2 separate regions of the Homo sapiens genome follow, and region 2 is linked to region 1. Evidence: read pairs that join two places in POLR2A ChIA-PET (ENCODE). Cell type or tissue: PC-9. All regions are shown on one strand. Each heading gives the region's core, and the rest is flanking DNA. Links, peaks and the distances in the headings are about the cores only.

Region 1 (2,917 bases), core at 299-2,798:
AAACTAACAAAGGAACAGAAAAACAAACACCACATGTTCTCACTCATAAGTGGGAGTTGAACAATGAGAACACATGGACACAGAGAGGGGAAGATCACACACCAGGGCCTGACGTGGGGTTGGGGGCAAGGGGAGGGAGAGCATTAGGACAAATACCTAATGCATGTGGGACTTAAAACCTAGATGACGGGTTGATGGATGCAGCAAACCACCATGCCACATGTATACCTATGTAACAAACCTGCACGTTTTGCACATGTATCCCAGAACTTAAAGTAAAATTTAAGGCCAGGCACGGTGGCTCACACCTGTAATCCCAGCACTTTGGGAGGCCAAGGTGGGTGGATCACAAGGTCAGGAGTTCAAGTCTAGCCTGGCCAAGATGGTGAAACCACGTCTCTACTAAAAATACAAAAATTAGCTGGGCCTGGTGGTGGACACCTGTAATCTCAGCTACTCGGGAGGCCGAGCCAGAGAATTGCTTGAACCCGGGAGGCCAAGGTTGCAGTGAGCCGAGATTGTGCCTCTGCACTCCAGCCTGGGCGACAGAGCGGGACTCCCTGTCAAAAGGAAAAAAAAAAAAAGGAAAATTTGGTAGCCATTGTAGGACTTTATAGGGAAGAGGAAGATAAAAGAAATGTGAGAGAGCCAAGGGTAAAAAACAAAACAAGAAACAGGTAAATACGCTCCCAGTTGGTTTTAATGAGGTGTATATATAAACCTGAGTTACTTTTTTTTTTTTTTTTTTTGAGACAGGGCCTCACTCTGTCGCCCAGGCTGGAGTGCAGTGGTGTGATCTTGGCTCACTGCAGCCTATGCCTCTCGGGTTCAAGCGATTCTCCTGCCTCAGTCTCCCGAGTAACTGGGATTACAGGCGTCCACCGCTGTGCCTGGATAATTTTTGTTTTTTTAGTAGAAACAGGGTTTCACCATGTTGGCCAAACTGATCTCGAACTCCTGACCTCAGAAGATCCGCCTGCCTCAGCTTCCCAAAGTGCTGGGATTACAGGTGTCAGCCACTGCGCCCAGCCCTGTGTTACATTTTGTATTTTAATTTTTTTTTTAAGTGCCAGCATTTGTAAAATTGATTATATGAACTTTGAAATCCTGTCCACTTCTAAATCTATATCCTAAGTTTCAGTTGCCTTTAGAAATTTTAATTTACATTCTAACACTTCTTCCCTCGGAAATAACTTGTTGGATTTAAATATATACATATGTGTGTGTGTGTGTGTGTGTGTATATATATATATATATATATATATATATATATATATATATATATTTTTTTTTTTTTTTTTTTTTGAGACAGAGCCAGGCTGGAGTGCAGTGGCGCAATCTCGGCTCACTGCAACCTCTGCCTCCTGAGATAAAGCGATTCTCCTGCCTCAGCCTCCTGAGTAGCTGGGACTATAGACGTGCACCACCATGCCCAGCTAATTTTTGTATTTTTAGTAGAGACGGGGTTTCACCATGTTGGCCAGGATGGTCTCGATCTCTTGATCTCGTGATCCACCCACCTCGGCCTCTCAAAGTACTGGGATTACAGGTGTGAGCCACCCCCGGCCTTAAATATTTTTTAATTTAATCATTCAGTGGTTCATCTGGGCATTCTTTCTTTTAACAAGCAGCTACAACAGTCTATTAAATATTATGACCTTGTGGTATACAGTGAGGGCCACGAAAATGAATCAGATACCTTGTCTGTTCTCAAGGAGCTCACTGTTGGTAGTAAAGGCAGACAGGCATATGAGTAATTCCTGTGTCTTAGAGGATAAGGAGGACTGGGGTTAAGAGGTGGACTAAAGGTTTTCCAAGTAGAAGCAGCTTTGACGTTGTACAAGTAAAACCTGAGAAACAAGAAGGTGCAGTGCCTGGAGAAATTGCAGGTGATTAAGTATTCTTGGGGGGTGGGGAGTGATGAATGATTGGGGTGCACAGTTAGGAGTGGTGACATAAATAGGAGCTCTGCTAGGCATGCCAAGGAATTTGGATTTTATCCTGAAGGCAAAGAGAAATCCTTTAAGGACTCAAATTAGGAATGTGACAAGATGTATGAATTTATGACGTTCAAATTGAGGATCAGTTGGAAGTGTGTTGCAGGAGAGTAGAGGCATGTAAGGCATGGTAGAGCAGCTGAAAGAGAGCTACAGTATCCCTAGCAGGAGTCATGCTTGCCTGAGCCAGAGCAGAGCCAGTGGGCACTCAAAGGCAGAGACAGAGCCCAAAGGGACTGAAGAGGTAGAACTGGCTAAGCATAGGAGGGTCCTTCCCTGGGATTTAGTAGGTCTGGAGAGGGACCTTGAACGAATAGTTTAAATAAATTTCCCAGGTAATGCTGATGATTAGTCAGGTTTGGGACCCACCAGTGCAGACTGCTTCTCAAAGAGCTTGAGTGTCCAAGAAAGAGTGACAGAAAGCCAAGAGGGGCCTTTGGTTAAACATCAAAGAGCCTGGATTGTTTATGTGCCAAAGAAAAAGAAGCAGCAGGGAGCAATAAGTTGGAGATGAAGCTACACCCCTGAGTAGCTGAGTTTCTGGAATCCACGCAAGGGAAAGATTTTCTTTCTTTCTTTCTTTTTCTTTTTTTAGATGGAGTTTGGCTCTTGTCACTCAGGCGGAGTGAAATGGTGTGATCTCGGTTCACTGCAACCTCTGCCTCCTGGGTTCAAGCATTCTCCTGCCTCAGCCTCCTGAGTAGCTGGGATTACAGGTGCCCACCACCATGACTAGCTAATTTTTTGTATTTTTAGTAGAGATGGGGTTTCACCATGTTGGTCAGGCTGGTCTTGAACTCCTGAGCTCAGGTGATCCACCCACCTCAGCCTCCCAAAGTGCTGGGATTACAGGCGTGAGCCACCGTGCCTGGCCCAGGGGAAAAATTTTCAACAGGAAGACCTCAGATCTGAGACAAGAA
Region 2 (2,917 bases), core at 233-2,732, 71 kb before region 1:
ACTGTTTGACATCACTTTTGTATTTTCCTCCATTATAACAACAGTAGTTTTATATAAGCATACCTGGTTTTATACACTTTGCTTTTGTGCATTTTGCAAATACTGTGTTTCTTACAAACTGAAGGTTTGCGGCGGCAATTCCACATTGAACAAGTGTATCAGCACCATTTTTCCAAGAGCATGTGCTCACTCTGTGTCTCTGTCCCAGTACTTCTAGCAATATTTCAAATGTTTCCAGTGCCACTATTGTATCTTTTATGGTGATCTGTGATTAGCGATCTTTGATGTCACTATTGTAATTGTTTTGGGGCACCACAAACTGTGCCCATAGAACACAGGAAACCTAATTGATAAACACTGTACGTGTTTTGTCACACGTCTCTCACTCTAATTCAAAAGCTAGAAACAATCAAGCCTAGCAAGGACAGCATGGCAAAAGCCAAGATACACCGAAAGCCAGACCTCTTGCTCCAAACAGCCAAGTTATGAATGCAAAGGAAAAGTTCCTGAAGGCAATTAAAAGTGCTACTACAGTGAACACATGAGTAATAAGAAAGGGAAACTACTTTATTGCTGATATGGAGTAAATTCTAGTTCCAGTTAGAAGATCAAACCAGCCACAACATTCCTATATGCCAAAGCCTGGTTCAGAGCAAGGTGCTGACTCTCTTCAATTCTATGAAGACTGAGAGAAGTGAGGAAGGTAAAGAAGAAAAGTTGGCAGCTGGCAGAGGTTGGTTTATAAGGCTAAATCAAAGAAGCCATCTTCATAAAAGTGCAACATGAAGCAGCGAGTGCTGACGTAGAAGCTGCAGCAAATTATGCAGAAGATCTAGCTAAGATCATTGATGATGGTGGCTATGCTAAACAACAGATTTTCAATGTAGATGACACAGCTTTCTACTGGAAGATGCCTTCTAGGACTTTCATAGCTAGAGAGGAGTCAATTCCTGGTTTCAAAGCTTCAAAGGACAGGCTGACTCTCTTATAAGGATTTAATTCAGCTGGGAACTTTAAGTTGAAGCCAATGCTCATTTACCATTCTGAAGATCATAGAGCCCTTAAGAATTATGCTCAGTCTACTCTGCTCCATAAATGGAACAACAAAGCCTAATGACAGCACACCTGTTTATAGCATGGTTTACTGAATGTTTTAAGTCCACTGTTGAAAGCTCAGGAGAAAAAGATCTTTCAAAATATTACTGCTCACTGACAATGCACCTGGTCACTCAAGACCTCTGAAGGAGATGTACAAGAAGATTAATGGTGTTTTCATGCCTACTAAGACAACATCCATTTTGCAGCCCATGGATCAAGGGGTCATTCTGACTTTCAAGTCTTATGATTTTAGAGCTATATTTCATAAGACGATTGCTGCCACAGATAGTGATTTCTCTGATGGATCTGGACAAAGTAAACTGAAAAGCTTCTGGAAAGGATTCACTATTCTAGATGGCATTAAAAACATTCAGGATCATGGGAGAAGGTCAAAATATGAACATTAACAGGAGTTGGAAGTTGATTCCAACCCTCATAGATGACTGAGGGGTTTAAGACTTCAGTGGAGAAAGTAATTGCAGACGTGGGAGAAACAGCAAGAGAAGTAGAATCAGAAGTGAGGCCTGAAAATGTGACTGAATTGCTGCAATCTCATGGTAAAACTTAAATGAATGAACAGTTGCTTCTTATGGATGAGCAAAGAAAGTGATTTCTTGAGATGGGAGATACTCTTGGTGAAGATGCTGTGAACATCGTTGAAATGACAAAAAAGGACTTAGATTACATAAGTTTAACTGACAAAGCAGTGGCAGGGATTGAGAGAATTGACTCCAGTTTTGGAAGAAGTCCTAGTGTGGGTAAAATGCCATAAACAGCACTGCATGCTACAGACAATTCTTTTGTAAAACAAAGAGTCAATTGATGTAGCAAACTTCATTGCTGTCTTATTTTAACAAATTGCCACAGCTGGAGCTGGGCACAGCAGCTGGCACCTGTAATCCCAGCTACTCGGGAAGCTGAGGCTAAAGGATCACTTGAGGCCAGGAGTTTGAGACCTGCCTGGGCAACATGGGGAGACTCCATCTTTAAAAATACTAATTTTTTTTTTAAATAGCTGTCCCTGTAGTACCAGCTACTCAGGAGGCTGAGGCAGGAGCGTTGCTTGAGCCCAGGAATCCAAGACTACAGTGAGCTATGAAAGCGCCACTGAATTCTGTCTCTAAAAAAAAAGAAAAGAAATTGCCATAGCCACCCCAATATTCAGCAACCACCACCCTGATCAGTCAGTAGCCATCAACACTGAGGCAAGATCTTCCACCAGGAAAAAGATTATGACTCACTGAAGCTCTGATGATCATTAGTATCTTTTAGCAGTAAAGTTTTAAATTAAGATATGTACATTTTTTAAACATAATGCTACTGCACCCTTAAGAGTATAGCGTAAACATAACTTTTGTATGCACTGGGAAACCAAAAAATTCATATGACTCTTTTCACTGAGATATTCGCTTTACTTCAGTAGTCTGAAAATGAACCAGCAATATTTCTGAAGTATGCGTTTATTTTTTTACATTTGTTTACAATTTTGTCTAACAGAATTTCTTGCATTTTCAACCTAAAAATACATTTTACTCTAGCAATACTTCTACTGTATTTTCATGCATATAGGTCTTAAAACAATTTTTAGTGCTATCAATAAGAGCTAAGGACCTGAAGTTAGGTCATTTTTAATCTAATCACATGGAATTGGTACTAGCAGTATAATACTGAATGTTACCAAACACAAGAGACAAGAGTCAAATTCTTAGAAAAGATTTATTATCAGGATGTAAAAACGTAAGTGGTCAAGTAAACAGATTTCTTTAGTTTTAAAAGAGTAGAAGCAAAATCTAAGTAAAAACAATGTTTACAAATTTTA

What was found. ChIA-PET counts read pairs that join two places held together with the same protein. Peaks named below come from ENCODE experiments on the same cell type or tissue, not always from the same donor. Only the 100,000 strongest peaks of a DNase experiment are listed, where the experiment ranks them.
Region 2: POLR2A ChIA-PET joins it to region 1 with 13 read pairs; 5 of 35 experiments call an interaction of 5 or more read pairs at or near these places.

What each region holds. Positions count from the first base shown.
Region 1 is chr13:79,458,950-79,461,866 of GRCh38, reverse strand. No RefSeq gene overlaps it. Among named protein-coding and RNA genes, the nearest start is that of NDFIP2, 21 kb to the left of the region's middle. In PC-9, for the core only: no CTCF peak of the experiment used is centred there; a DNase peak (open chromatin) is centred at 1,796.
Region 2 is chr13:79,529,469-79,532,385 of GRCh38, reverse strand. All of the region lies in intron 2 of NDFIP2 (Nedd4 family interacting protein 2), which reads right to left. Among named protein-coding and RNA genes, the nearest start is that of LINC01068, 36 kb to the left of the region's middle. In PC-9, for the core only: no CTCF peak of the experiment used is centred there; no DNase peak of the experiment used is centred there.